2 separate regions of the Homo sapiens genome follow, and region 2 is linked to region 1. A link is a loop called in an ENCODE intact Hi-C map of the cell type or tissue named here. Cell type or tissue: PC-3. All regions are shown on one strand. Each heading gives the region's core, and the rest is flanking DNA. Links, peaks and the distances in the headings are about the cores only. Region 1 has its middle 48 kb from the start of NDUFV2. Region 2 has its middle 170 kb from the start of GACAT2.

Evidence for each region. Peaks named below come from ENCODE experiments on the same cell type or tissue, not always from the same donor. Only the 100,000 strongest peaks of a DNase experiment are listed, where the experiment ranks them.
Region 2: a loop joins it to region 1, with 11 times the contacts of the local background. A loop is called at or near these places in 3 of 110 quality-filtered maps.

The regions. Positions count from the first base shown.
Region 1 is chr18:9,050,963-9,058,495 of GRCh38, reverse strand. No RefSeq gene overlaps it. Among named protein-coding and RNA genes, the nearest start is that of NDUFV2, 48 kb to the left of the region's middle. RefSeq lists a silencer at 2,917-3,026. In PC-3, for the core only: a CTCF peak has its summit at 3,053 (motif pointing right); a DNase peak (open chromatin) is centred at 3,005; H3K27ac peaks cover 862 bases.
Region 2 is chr18:8,878,606-8,886,138 of GRCh38, reverse strand. No RefSeq gene overlaps it. Among named protein-coding and RNA genes, the nearest start is that of GACAT2, 170 kb to the right of the region's middle. In PC-3, for the core only: a CTCF peak has its summit at 3,410 (motif pointing left); DNase peaks (open chromatin) are centred at 2,698, 3,048 and 3,398; H3K27ac peaks cover 1,796 bases.

The sequences.
Region 1 (7,533 bases), core at 1,081-6,080:
CAGGTTTTTGAGTAGAGAAATGTTTCCTCTAGGTCCTGAGCTTTTTCTATGCATTCCAGACCATCCCTAGGTTGTGATACTGGGTAACCAAACAGGCCTATTTTTCAGGGTACCCGAACAGCCACGTATCAGCTCTCCAACTATAGGGTTGTCACTGTGCTGTCCACTACAGGACATAGGAACTTCCCACATCAGCCATGTGTTGTTTCCCATACAATGGGTGGGTTTGGTAGCTTGGTGAATGACAGTCCAATGACCAGAACCAAAGAGGATTGTTAACAAGGGGATTTTCTTACTTGCAACAGATAAGAACACCTGGTCCCAAAGCAGTACCTCCCGGGACTGGGAGCTGGATCTAGTTTTTATAAGCAAAGGGTAATGAGGCATGATCTCACTGGATCCTGCCATGGGGTGACGCCACAGCTAGATCTGATTGGATCCTGGATCCTGCCATGGGGTAACGCCACAGCTAGATTTGATTGGATCCTGGATCCTGCCATGGGGTGACGCCACAGCTAGATCTGATTGGATCCTGGATCCTGCCATGTGGTGTCCACTTCTTAATCCAGTCCCCTGCCCTCAGCCTGAGCACTTAGGTTCCCCCTGTGATTCTTGGTTCATCTGGGCATGCCCAGGTCACGTGACCCAAGGGTCCAGGGCAACTGAAAAACAACCCACAACTTTGTTACATAAAAGATGAATCAGATGGGTCTGGTGCTATAATGTGACTATGGAACCTGAAATATGGCTACTTTGAATTGGAATGTGTTGTAAATGTAAAATACATTTTGGATTTCTAAGACTTAGTACAAAAAATATATATAAACCATCTCATTAATTTTTACATTGATTACATGTTGAAATCAGAATATTTTGGATATATTTGGCTAAATAAAATATATAATTAAAATGAGCTTCACCCATGTCTTTTTGCTTTTAAAACTGTGGCTACTATAATTTTTTATTTTTTTGGGGGGACAGTCTCACTCTGTTGCCCAGGAGTGCAGTGGCACAATCTCAGTTCATTGCAACCTCCACCTCCTGGATTTGAGCGATTCTCCTGCCTTGGCTTCCTGAGTAGCTGGGACTACAGATGCTCACCCTCACGGCTGGCTAAGTTTTGTATTTTTAGTGGAGACAGGGTTTCGCCATGTTGGCCAGGCTGGTCTTGAACTCCTGACCTCGAGTGATCCCCCTGCCCTGGCCTCCCAAAGTGCTGGGGTTACAGGCATGAGCCACTGCGCCTGGCCTGGAAAATTTTAAGTTAAATGTATTTCTGTGGGAAAGCACTGCTCTAGAAATTCAGAACAATAGAATAATTGCATGTCAGGGAGAAGGAAAACAAGAAAAAAATAAGTATGCTGACTTTTCTTCCTCTTCTGGGTCCTGAGGGAATTAGAGAAGAAAAATATATCTTATATCTTAGAATTTTCGAGCTAGCAAAGCCATTAGAAATGACTGAGTCTGATACTTCTCAAAGCAGAGAACCTATCAGCTTCTGAAAATAATTCATAGATGGGGAGGAGTCCTCAGAACTCAGCTTGAGAAGCTATGGTGGCATCCAGCGAACTTACTTTGTAGATGAGGAAACCAAGACTCAGGGAGTCTAAGTGGCATAAGGGCAGCCTGCTAGTCAGTGGAGACCTACGACTAGAAACCAGGTCCTCCCTTCGCCCGCTCTCCTCTCTGGTACCCTATGAAAATGTTTACTTATTTATCTTCTTAATAAGAATAACAAATAACAAAAATTTCGTGCTTTTATTTTTAAAAACATATCAGTACTGCGCATATAGAAAAGTGATATTATCCAAATAAATGTCAAGTTCAGTTCACTTCCTTTCACTCAACTGCCATGACACTTCCATATTTCCCTTTTATTCCAAATATCTTAAGATCCCCTTCGGGGCTTTATATTCTATTTTCTGCCACCCTGATGAGCCTTAAAAAAACCTCATTTGGATAGCTGCTTCTCTGGATCTAGACAGGATTTGAGGGGATTATATTTCCTTTCCAGATTCTTCTCCTTTTCAAATTAATGTTTCCTCTTTAAAATATATACCCTCAACCTATTCAAAGTCTTTTCTTCAGGATGGCTGTTAATAAAACGTGTCTTGTAACAACAGTGTCTATGGCCTCCCTGCAGCCAACTCAGCTCACTGAGAGGCGGCCCTCTATAGTACACTCTGATAAACTTCTTTAGTTTCCTTCTATTGTAGTACCATATTTCCTTAAAAAAAAATCAGCCGGGCGCAGAGGCTCACGCCTGTAATCCCAGCACTTTGAGAGGCCGAGGCGGGCAGATGACCTGAGGTCAGGAGTTCGAGACCAGCCTGGCCAACATGGCAAAACCCTATCTCTACCAAAAATACGAAAATTAGCCGGGCGTGGTGGCGGGTGACTGTACACCCAGCTACTCAGGAGGCTGAGGCAGGAGAATTGCTTGATCCCAGGAAGGGGAGGTTGCAGTGAGCTGAGATTGTGCCACCGCACTCCAGTCTAGGTGACACAGCAAGACTCTGTTCTCACAAGAAAAAAAAAAAAAAAAAGAAAAGAAAAAGAAAGAACATTCCAGGAATGCTCCAATTGTGTTTTTGCTGTACTTTTTGTCTTGCTTGGTGTAGATGAAGCCCTGTAGTGGATACCTGGCAGGCTTTGCCATAGTGTTTCCTTGGTCTAAGGAAGTTCAGCCTTGCACTCAAGTTCTTCACCCCTGGGGCAATTGTGAAATTGACTTTAGTAATTAAAAGTTCTCTTTTATCTTTGTTTACTCTGAATGCTTTAGAATCATTAAATACAAATATTAGAACTGTCAGTGCTCTTTAAGATAATCTACTTAGCCCACCAGTACTTTCTCTTTCTGTCTACAATTGAAAGAAAAATGAGATTTTGGAGTCTCTGTGATTACTTTGCAGAAGAAAGCTATTATGAAGAAATAGTCTAAGGAACTAACTCATGCCAGGTAAGTCAGTGTTTCTGTTCATTTGGTGATGACTAATATTGGCATTCATCTGGCTGTTGTTAAGTGTAACGATTTAAAATTATTATATTGTGTAACCAAAAGATGGCAGTACTCCCTCTTCCTGTTTGGTTTTAGGACAAAATGGAAAGGTCATTTTGTTCTTACTACATTTTTCCCTTTACTCACCACAAAATGAAAATAATGAGTAAAAGTCACATAAGCAAATAAATAAAATATATTCCCAACCTCTTTAGTACAACCCTAATTACTTGATATAGCCATATCTATGCAAAAGAATGCAAGTCATTTTCTTTTCTTTTCTTCACTTGGTTTACTTTTCTAACAGTAGATGTTTGCTTCTATTTGGAACATTTAAAACGATGGCACCAGAAACCTCCATGATCCTTCTCAAAGGAGAGAGAACATGTCAGTTTCACTGAATGGTAGTTCATGTCCATACATGCCAAGAGAATATTGGACAAAAGCAAAATGCAGCAATAGTGATAGTTTATTTTCTGGTCATTACATTTCCCAAAATTATTACTCCACTCACCCTACCCCATCTTTTCTGAGGCATCTATATTGATTTATCCTTCAAATTCCAGCAATATTTTTATTTTATTTATTTATTTTCTTGTGAGATAGGCCACTAGACAAGTAATATTCTATCTAGAATATTACAGTTACACCTAGACCAAAGCTCTGTTTAAATAGAAAACCATACAATTTGGCATTGCAAATAAATAATTTGGCACCTGATGGCACTGAACTCCCTCAAAAATAATTATTCTAATTCATTCTCTTTCAGGTGGCTACATACAAAGCAAAGTTGTGGACATCTGTGTTGACACATTGTATGTTGTAGTCAGATGGGCTTGAATTCCTGCCTAGACCTTGCTAGGCACTGTGATTTGGAGCGAGATGTGCAACTTTGGGCAAGTTTCTGCCTAAGAAAAACGAGGATAAAATATCTAATTCTCAGGCTTGTTTTGAGAATAAGGTGAAAAGATATCTATACTGTGCCTAGCAAACAGTAGGCACTCAGTCAACCTAAGCCTACTTCTTTCCTATTAAGAAGACAAACATGTACATCCACTATTACTGTCAGCTGCTCAATAGAAGAAAATAAATAGGCTATATGTCTATAAATATTCTGTTCCTTTAGGAACAAATATTTAATTGGTTTACATGTTCCACATGGACTATTGTTGAAATCATTCATTCAGCAACTTCTATAGCAGTAACTAACATTTACTGTGTGCCAGGGCCTTTCTAAATGTCTTTACACATATTAACTCCTTTTCCTCGCAGCATCACCAAGAAAAGATGCTATCATCCCTATTTTACAGCAGGAGACTTGGAGTCACAGAGCCGTTAAGTCACTTGTCTGAGGTCACACAGCTAGATGAAAATCCTAGGATTCAAATCCAAGCAGACTGCCTCTGGAGTCTGGGTTCATAACCATTATGCCATTGCACATCTCTGAAACCACCTTTGCAAAAGTTATAATAGTGAGAATACTATGGCAGTGAAAGAGATCTGACTTAACCAACTCCATCTTGCCTGTAACCTCCATTCCTGGGTGTGGGCCAAGCTAACTTTGGGAGAAATCTATCCTTAAAGCAAGGATGATAATATCCCTCCCCAAATTAAACTGCCTTAGTAAAACTAATGAAAGGCCACAAGGTTAGGGTTATGAGAAGAATCTGAGTTCTGCAAAGATGTAGGTATAGTTAAAGAATAACCAGTCATTGTTCTGGTGGTCACAAGATTTGTAACTTCTCCAATTACTCCTATAAATAACCTCTACTATTGTAGAACCTAATATTGGCCTTTGGAGATATCTTTTCAGACTTTAGCTTTTCTGATGACCAAGATGACTCCATTTGGACTTATGACTCAATGGGTCCTGTGGCCCCCACCCAGAAGCAGACTCAGGGCATGAGGACCATTTTCCACATCCCTATGATTGCATCCCCAACCATCAGCAGCACCCATTCCCTAGCCCCCTGCCCACCAAACTATCTTGAAAAAACCCTAGCCTCTGAATGTTTGGAGAGGCTGATTTGAATAATAATAAAATTCTGCTCTCCTGTTTAGCTGGCCCTATGTATCTTGAACCCTTTCTCTATTGCAATTCCCTTGTCTTGATACATTGGTTTTATCTGGGCAGCAAGTGAGAAGAACCTGTTGGGCAGCTATAGCACCAGTTTCCCTGCTGAAAAAGAAGAGGAAAAGTACATTGAAAGGATGTTTTTTTCTCCTGATGTTTGGAGAATATGAGGGACCTTTACTGTTGAGATGTTAACTCAGCAGAGAAAAAGGGGGAGTGGACAAACAAGAATGTATCTAAAAATGGTGAGGGCAGCAAAGAATTATGTCAGAACTGTTGGGAATCCCAGTACTAGGAGATCTTCCATCCTGTGGCTGTGAGTTACCGTGGATATTTCTCTTTGTTCATTAAGACATTGTAGGGACATTTAGTATTCTTCAGAAGCCTCAGCTCTCCATTTTGCCATGGCAGTTATTAGTTCCATTAAAAGGTGAAGGCTTTCAGAGTGAATGAATTCTCCTTCCCTTACAGCCAGGGAATGAGCTTCTCAGGTATAAGATAATATGGCATTGTTCCATATTCCATTCCCAACCCTGAGCTAAAGCTAGTGAAGGTGGTAGACTTTCAAGGTCATTTAGACCCAAAACATTCACTGGGGCCCTAGTTTGCATAGTCACAGGTCATCGCTCTACCCCTTTTATTACTAACTTGTGGATATGAAGCCCACCATGTTTCACCATATTCTGCCACTGCCATCCAAAATCCCAATTTTCCTGGTCTTCCAGTCCCTCCTTCTCCCAGCCCCTACTGCTGTGCTTCCCCTTGTTGTCAACCTCCTGTCTTACACTTTCCAAAGTGTTTGCTGGACTTCCTATTCCACTGTAAAATCATCCTAGCCTGCCATTTGCCTTTTAGCATTAAAAAAATTGAAAAATGTTACTTAGTCAAATGTACTGAGTTATTTTCTCAGTCTTTCCTCCCATTGTTTTTATGGTTAAGAAGTTAGTAAACCACTTTTAAAACCTCATCACCCATCTTATAGAATAGTTTTCCCCACAATAGGTAGCTTGGGTGGTTTTAAGAGCCAATAGACACCAGAGTTGTGAAATTTGCAATTCATATTTAAATTTGACACTTAGGCACTTAAGTAGGTTTTAATATTTATATAGTAGGTCTAAATATTCATATAGCCTGGTTTACATATTATATAGCAGGTCTAAATATTCATATTTAACGAGAGCAAAACTCCATCTCAAAAAAAAAATCAGATATTGTGAGACTTACTCACTACCACGAGAACAGTATGGGGGGAATTGCCCTCATGATTCAATTCTCTCCCACTGGGTCCCTCCCACAACATGTGGGAATTATGGGAGCTACAATTCAAGATATTTGGGTGGGGACACAGCCATACCATATCATTCCATCCCTGGCCCCTCCCAAATCTCATGTCCTCACATCTGAAAACCAATCATGCCTTCCCAACAGTCCCCCAAAGTCTTTTTTTTTTTTTTTTTTTTTTTGAGACGGAGTCTCGCTGTGTCTCCCAGGTTGGAGTGCAGTGGCGCGATCTCGGCTCACTGCAAGCTCCGCCTCCCAGGTTCATGCCATTCTCCTGCCTCAGCCTCCCAAGTAGCTGGGACTACAGGCGCCCGCCAACACGCCCGGCTAATTTTTTGTATTTTTAGTAGAAACGGGGTTTCACCGTGTTAGCCAAGATGGTCTCGATCTCCTGACCTCGTGATCCGCCCGTCTCGGCCTCCCAAAGTGCTAGGATTACAGGCGTGAGCCACCGCGCCCGGCCTCCCCCAAAGTCTTAACTCATTTTAGCATTAATTCAAAAGTCCACAGTCCAAAATCTCATCTGAGACAAGGCAAGTCCCTTCTGCCCATGAACCTGTAAAATCAAAAGCAAGTTAGTTACTTCCTAGATACAATGGGAGTGCAGGCATCGATAAATACACCCATACTGAATGGGAGAAATTGGCCAAAATGAAGGTGCTAAAGGCCCCATGCAAGTCTGAAATCCAGTGGGGCAGTCAAATCTTAAAGCTCTAAAATGATCTCCTTTGAATTCATGGCTCACATCCAGGTCACACTGATGCAAGAGGTGGGTTTCCATAGTCTTAGGCAGCTCCATCTCTGCAGTTATGCAGGGTACGGCCTCCCTCCCAGCTGCTTTCACAGGCTGGTGTTGAGTGTCTGTGGCTTTTCCAGGCACATAGTGCAAGTTATTGGTGGATCTATTATTCTGGGGTCTGGAGGATGGTGGCCCTCTCCTCACAGCTCCATTAGGCAGTGCTTCAGTGGGGACTCTGTGTGGGGGCTTCAACCCCACTTTTCCCTTCTGCACTGCCCTAACAGAGGTTCTCCTTGAGAGCCCCACCCCTGCAGCAAACTTCTGCCTGGACATCCAGGCATTTCCATAAATCCTCTGAAATCTAGGCAGAGGTTCCCAAACCTCCATTCTTGACTTCTACGCACCTGCAGGCTCAACACCACATGGAAGCTGCCAAGGCTT
Region 2 (7,533 bases), core at 1,227-6,226, 170 kb after region 1:
AAGACAGGGATGCCCTCTCTCACCACTCCTATTCGACATAGTGTTGGAAGTTCTGGCCAGGGCAATCAGGCAAGAGAAAGAAAGAAAGGGTATTCAATTAGGAAAAGAGAAAGTCAAATTGTCCCTGTTTGCAGATGACATGATTGTATATTTAGAAAACCCCATCATCTCAGTCCAAGATCTCCTTAAGCTGATAAGCAACTTCAGCAAAGTCTCAGGATACAAAATCAATGTGCAAAAATCACAAGCATTCCTGTACACCAATAACAGACAAACAGAGAGTCAAATCATGAGTGAAGTCCCATTCACAATTGCTTCAAAGAGAATAAAATACCTAGGAATCCAACTTACAAGGGATGTGAAGGACCTCTTCAAGGAGAACAACAAACTACTGCTCAACAAAATAAAAGAGGGCACAAACAAATGGAAGAACATTCCATGCTCACAGATAGGAAGAATCAATATTGTGAAAATGGCCATACTGCCCAAGGTGATTTATAGATTCAATGACATCCCCATCAAGCTACCAATGACTTTCTTCACAGAATTGGAAAAAACTACTTTAAAGTTCATATGGAACCAAAAAAGAGCTCACATTACCAAGTCAGTCCTAAGCCAAAAGAACAAAGCTGGAGGCATCATGCTACCTGATTTCAAACTATACTACAAGGCTACAGTAACCAAAACAGCATGGTACTGGTACCAAAACAGCATGGTACTGGTACCAAAATAGAGATATTGACAAATGGAACAGAATAGAGCCCTTGAAAATAATACCACACATCTACAACCATCTGGACTTTGACATACGTGACAAAAACAAGAAATGGGGAAAGGATTCCCTATTTAATACATGGTGCTGGGAAAGCTGGCTAGCCATATGTAGAAAGCTGAAACTGGATCCCTTCCTTACACCTTATACAAAAATTAATTCAAGATGGATTAAAGACTTAAATGTTAGACCTAAAACCATAAAAACCCTAGAAGAAAACCTAGGCAATACCATTCAGGACATAGGCATGGATAAGGACTTCATGACTAAAACACCAAAAGCAATGGCAACAAAAGCCAAAATTGACAAATGGGATCTAATTAAACTAAAGAGCTTCTGCACAGCAAAAGAAACTACCTTCAGAGTGAACAGGCAACCTACAGAATGGGAGAAAATTTTTACAATCTACCCATCTGACAAAGGGCGAATATCCAGAATCTACAAAGAATTTAAACAAATTTACAAGAAAAAAACAAACAACCCCATCAACAAGTGGGTGAAGGATATGAACAGACACTTCTCAAAAGAAGACATTTATGCAGCCAAGAGACACATGAAAAAATGTTCCTCATCACTGGCCATCAGAGAAATGCAAATCAAAACCACTGTGAGATACCATCACATACCAGTTCAAATGGCGATCATTAAAAAGTCCAGAAACAACAGGTGCTGGAGAGGATGTGGAGAAATAGGAACACTTTTACACTGTTGGTGGGACTGTAAACTAGTTCAACCATTGTGGAAGACAGTGTGGCAATTCCTCAAGGATCTAGAATTAGAAATACCATTTGACCCAGCCATCCCATTACTGGATATATACCCAAAGGATTATAAATCATGCTGCTATAAAGACACATGCACACGTATGTTTATTGCGGCACTATTCACAGTAGCAAAGACTTGAACCAACCCAAATGTCCAACAACGATAGACTGGATTAAGAAAATGTGGCACATATACACCATGGAATACTATGCAGCCATAAAAAAGGATGAGTTCATGTCCTTTGTAGGGACATGGATGAAGCTGGAAACCATCATTCTGAGCAAACTATTGCAAGGACAGAAAACCAAACACCGCATGTTCTCACTCATAGGTGGGATTTGAACAATGAGAACACTTGGACGCAGGGTGGGGAATGTCATACACCAGGGCCTATCGTGGAGTGGGGGGAGGGGGGAGGGATAGCATTAAGAGATATACCTAATGTAAATGACGAGTTAACAGGTAAAGCACACAAACATGGCACATGTATACATATGTAACAAACCTGCACGTTGTGCACACATGCCCTAGAACTTAAAGTATAATGATGATGATAATAATAATAATAAAGAAGATATGCATCAGGCTTCATGTGTCAAAATGCCTGCCTTATCCTATCTTTCCATCTTATTTATTTATTTTTTGAGATGAAGTTTCACTCTTATCGCCCAGGCTGGAGTGCAAAGGCACGATCTCGGCTCACTGCAACCTCTGCCTTCCAGGTTCAAGCAATTCCCTGCCTCAGTCTCCTGAGTAGCTGGGATTACAGGCATGCACCACCATGCCTGGCTAATTTTGTATTTTTAGTAGAGATGGGGTTTTGCCATGTTGGTCAGGCTGGTCTCAAACTCCTGACCTCAAGTGATCTGCCTGCCTTGGCCTCCCAAGGTGCTGGGATTACAGGTGTGAGCCACTGTGTCCAGCCCATCTTATTTAATTTTTATACCTCCTTTGGGAAGCCAAGGTGAAAGAATCACTTGAGGCCAGGAGTTTGAGACCAGCCTGGGTGAAATAGTAAGACCCTGTCTCTACAAAAAAAAAAAAATGAGAAAATTAGCCGGGTGTGTAGCCTGTAGTCCCAGCTACTCAAGAGGCTGAAGCACAAGGATCACTTGAGCCCAGGAGTTCAAGGCTGTGGTAAGCTATGATCAAGCAACTGAACTCCAGCCTGGATGACACAGCAAGCCTTTGTCTCTAAAAAAATAAAAAATAAATAAAAAATTTTATATACATTAAGATTTAAAGGCCATGAAAGTTGTTCTTCAATAGAAAACTACGTTAGTGTTAGATATAAGTTCTAATTTTCTCTTCAAAGAATCAGCATGTCAGTATGTTTAATTCTTTGCCTTCTACTTTTAAACTTAACTTCCTCGTAAAGCAACTTTTTTCGATTACTTACTCCACCCTGACTCATTCTGATTATCTACTCCACTCTGACTCATTCCAATCACCTGCTCCACTCTAACTTATTCAGATTACCTGCTACCTGCTCCGCCCTGACTCGTTCTTCACCCTGCTTAACCATTTTTTCCTGCCAAAACACCCACCCCCTCACCCTCTTTAAATTAGCCAATCGGAATTATTTTAGCCTGTGCAGTCTAACCCTAGCCAATAGGGGAACGACACAGCAGCAGGTGCCACGTGCGTCAGGGATAAGAACCTCTTCCCCTCCCTTGTCCAAGTGTGTGCTCACCATTGCTCCATCTATAAGGGTGCACCCTTCTATAGAAGTAACTTGCCTCGCTGAGAATTAAAATTTTATATTTGAGTGCTATTTCTTTTGTGGCATTGAAACTTTATATATAACAATTTGGGGGCTCGCCCATGATTGCATTCCCCTCTTGGGATGGTCTCTGGTTCTGTCTCGTGAGGAGGCGCGCCCCGCCCCCTTGTGGCAGCCTCAGGGGTGAGAAATGATTCCTCAGTATGGGAATAACCCAAGCTCTCAGCAACATGGAAAAAAAAATAAAGGCAAGAACTTTCCAGTGGGGAAATTGAGCCTTATCCCAAAAGGCAAGAAATTTCCAGTGAGGAAATTGAGCCTCACCCCAAAACACAAGAAATTTCCAGTGGGGAAATTGAGCCTCACCCCAAAACACAAGAAATTTCCAGTGGGGAAACTGAGCCTCACCCCAAAAGGTGAGAAATTTCCAGTAGGGGAAATTGAACCTTGAACCTTACCCCAAAACCATCAAGATGGGAAATACACCAAGCAAGAGAGGGAGCAAGGAGGATAAAGATGGTAACAAAGATATCACTCTGGATAGCCCCCTAGGTCTCATGCTAAAACACTGGAAGGCTAATGAAAGGACTAAACATAGGAAAAAGCAACAAATGATAAAATATTGCTGTTTTCTTTGGACTCAGGGACCCATCCTCAAACCCTCAATCTTCTGGCCGAAGTTTAGGTCGAATGAGGATGCAATGTGTCAGTTTCTAATCTGATATGTTAATGATAGAAGTCCAGTGTCTCAAGAAGAACTAGGCTATGGAGGCAAGGACCTGCCCTCCTTTTTCCCTTAAAAACAAATAGGGAAGAACCCAATCTGGCACCTCAAAATGAAAAGTCAGAGGAGCCAGCTCTCATGCCTAAAAATTCCAGCACATGGGATCCCCTAGACTATCTTCCCCCATTCAGTGTCCCCAATTTTTCCCCTCAGACAGCCACTGCTGCCTCAGATCCCATTCCAAATTCCTCCTCTACTCACATTATCCCTCCTCCTTATAACCCTGACTCTTGGGAATTACCATCCCATCAGCCTGTTCTCTCCCAACCTAAATACCCCTCTCTAAAAGGACTCCAGCATGAGGTAGAACAATGTAAAAAAGATATTCAGGATTTCCCATTTCCCTTGGTACCTAAGAGGTCAGCCCCAGTGCTCTTCGCTTTGAAAGAGGTACCACAAGGAGGGGGTGGCCATTGGCTTTGTAAATACTCCCCTAACCAGTTCAGAAGTCCAGAATTTTTTTTAAAAAGGAGCTTAAACTGCTACTAGGTGACCCTTACGGTGTGGCAGACCAAATTGAGCAATTCTTAGGACCTCAGTTGTAAACTTGGGTTGAGTTAATGTCCATCTTGGGTGTCCTCTTTTTAGGGGAAGAAAGAGTAGCTCCACTACTGCAGGTCCTTCCCCTAGGGGAAAGGGAAGGAGAGAGGAGAACAGCAGCATAAGCAGCTGGCAGAGGCAGGGAAAGAACAGTAGAGAGGAAAGAGAGAAAGAGAGGGGAAAGAGAAAGAGAGAGCAGAAAGAAAGAGAGAGACAGAAAGAGAGGCGGAGAGAGAGGAAGAGACAGAAAGACAAAGAGGGAGTCAAAGAGAGAGATAGGCAGAGAGAGAGAGGAAGAGACAGAGAGACAAAGAGGGGGTCAAAGAAAGAGAAAGAGACAGAAAGTCAAAGAGAGAAAGAGAGAAGTAGTAAAGAGAAAACAGTGTAACCTATTCCTTTAAAAGCCAGGGTAAATTTAAAACCTGTAATTGATAATTGAAGGTCTTCTCCATGAGCTTATAACACCCCAATACTACCTTGTTGTCAGTATAAACAAGGGCATAGCCGGAAAGCACTGAGGCCTTCCTATCAAAAATCATTAACCCAGTAACTTGTGGATGGCCCAAATGCATTTAATCTGTAGCTGCAACTGCTTTGCTAGCAGAAGAAAGTAGAAAAATAGCTTTTAGAGGAAACCTCATTGTGAGCACAACTCCCCAGTTCAGAACCATCCTAAGTCAAAAAAAAAAAAAAAAAAAAAGCAAAAATGTAGCTTACTAACTCAAAAATCTTGAAGTATGGGACTATTCTGTTAGAAAAAGATGATTTAACATTAGCCACTGATAATTCCCTTAACCCAGCAGGTTTCCTAACAGGGGATCTAAATCTTAATTAATTACCATACAAAGGTCTGACCAGACCTAGGAGGAACTCCCTTTAGGACAGTTCCCGGGAGGACAGATGGTTCCTCCCGGGTGGGTGACTGAGGGAAAAAGACACAATAGGTATTCAGTAATTGATAGGGAAACTCTTGTAAAAGCAGAGTTAGGAAAATTGCCTGATAATTGGTCTACTCCAAGGTTTGAGCTGTTTCCACTCAGCCAAGCCTTAAAGTACTTACAGAACCAGGAAAGAACCATCTATACCAATTCTAAATTTGGACTAAACAAAGTCTTATTAACAGCAAAGGATAATTGAAATCCAAAACTTACAAGGTTTTCAACAAAAGTAAAGTTTGCTCAAAGTTAACAGTGTAACATGTATTATCCTAACTTCAAATCTTATGGCCTTAGGCAGTCTAGTCCACAGACAGGAAGGAAGTTCGCTTTGGAAAAGAATGGTTATCATCTTTAGGGGGAAAAAAGTGGGGGTGTGGGGTGGGGGGGAGAATTTATGTAAAAATAATGTTATATGGTAAATTCTTATCCTAAAATAAATTAACTGGTTGTTTAAAGAAAAGGATGTTTGCAACAAGTCACAAAGTTGAGGCGTGTCAAAGAATTGTCTGTGAAAATCATGAAAAAAAAAGTTATAAAGGGAATTTATGCAAGAAATGTTGTAGAATTTAAAAGTAATTAGGCCTCCTCAATGTAAAAATATTGAAGAAGTAGTTTATGTGCAAGGTGAATAAGGTAAGTAAAATATACCTTTGGTAAAAGGATTATAAGGAGGCATAAGAATGTGGATTTTTACCTACATTAAAAACTTTAAAAAAATATTTTGTTTTAAAGGTTTTAGCAAGTTTTGAAACATTAATTGTAAAGGAAATTCTGTGTGTAAACATATTGGTTAAAGTTAAAGAGGTATCATCCAGTTTTTCTGTGAACTGGACATTAAAATAAAAGCTCAACAGGTTTTTCTTAAAGCACTAACCCGCTCTTTAACAGAAATTATAAAAGGTTAAAGAGTCTATAAAAATCTTACCTTATGGTCAGACATTAAAAAGTGAATAAATATGTCTACAAAGTTTTATTAAAACTAAGTTTAACATTAATAACACACTAATATAAAGGTGAAATATAGCTTATCTGGTATGAAAACCATACAGGAAGCATTGTCAAATATAAAATATAAAATTGTCAAATATAAAAATGTTTGGCTTTCTTTGGTCTAAAAACCAATAAAAAGAGGTGCTAACGGAAATTTCTCAGTAAGAAGGCACCAAGGACTATAAAGTCCACTGCTGATGTCCCTACAATTAAAACAAAAGGTCAATTTCTTAGAAATTATATACTTGGTGTATCTTCCACTTTCCTTTCCTTCAAAACTAAAAGTCTTTTAGCACAGGTACCACCCCTAGAATTTCCGGTAAACCAGCACCAGCCTGAAGAACATGTTTTCATCAAAGAGTGGAAAGAAGAAAAACTCGAGCCAGCCTGAGAAGGACCATATCTTGTGCTGCTAACCACTGACACTGCTGTTCATACAGCAAAAAAGGGATGGACTCATAACACCTGAGTCAAGAAAGCGCCACCGCCTCCAGAGTTGTGGGCCATAGCCCCAGGGGAAAACCCTACCAAATTAAAGCTAAGAACAATTTAATTCTCTTTCATTTATTCTGTTACTCTTTCTTCTTTCCTCACTCTATTGTTGACCACCTAGTTATTAACATAACCAAGTCAATTTCACCTCAAACTATTGCATTTAATACTTGCCTTGTTATACCCTGTGGGGACTTGTCAAGTCAAAGACAGCTCTCTCCTTCAGAAAAGTACCTCTGTCCCTCCTGACTCTCTTCAGACTGGGCATTAGTAAACTAGGACCATTTAATCTGGGGAGATATCGATAAAGACCCCAGTGTCAACCAGGAGTCTTGCCCCCGGATGTAGTGCTTTTATGCCATAGTTGGTCCAACATTCTGTGGGCCACTAAAGAGCAAGGATGGACTGCCCCAACTGGTTTTTGTAATTTCCTAAAACCATACCTTCATTTTACTGGAAGATCATAGAAGTTAAAGACTTAAAACAAACTTTGGCAATTAAGGCAGATACCAAGATGCAAACGCCTGGT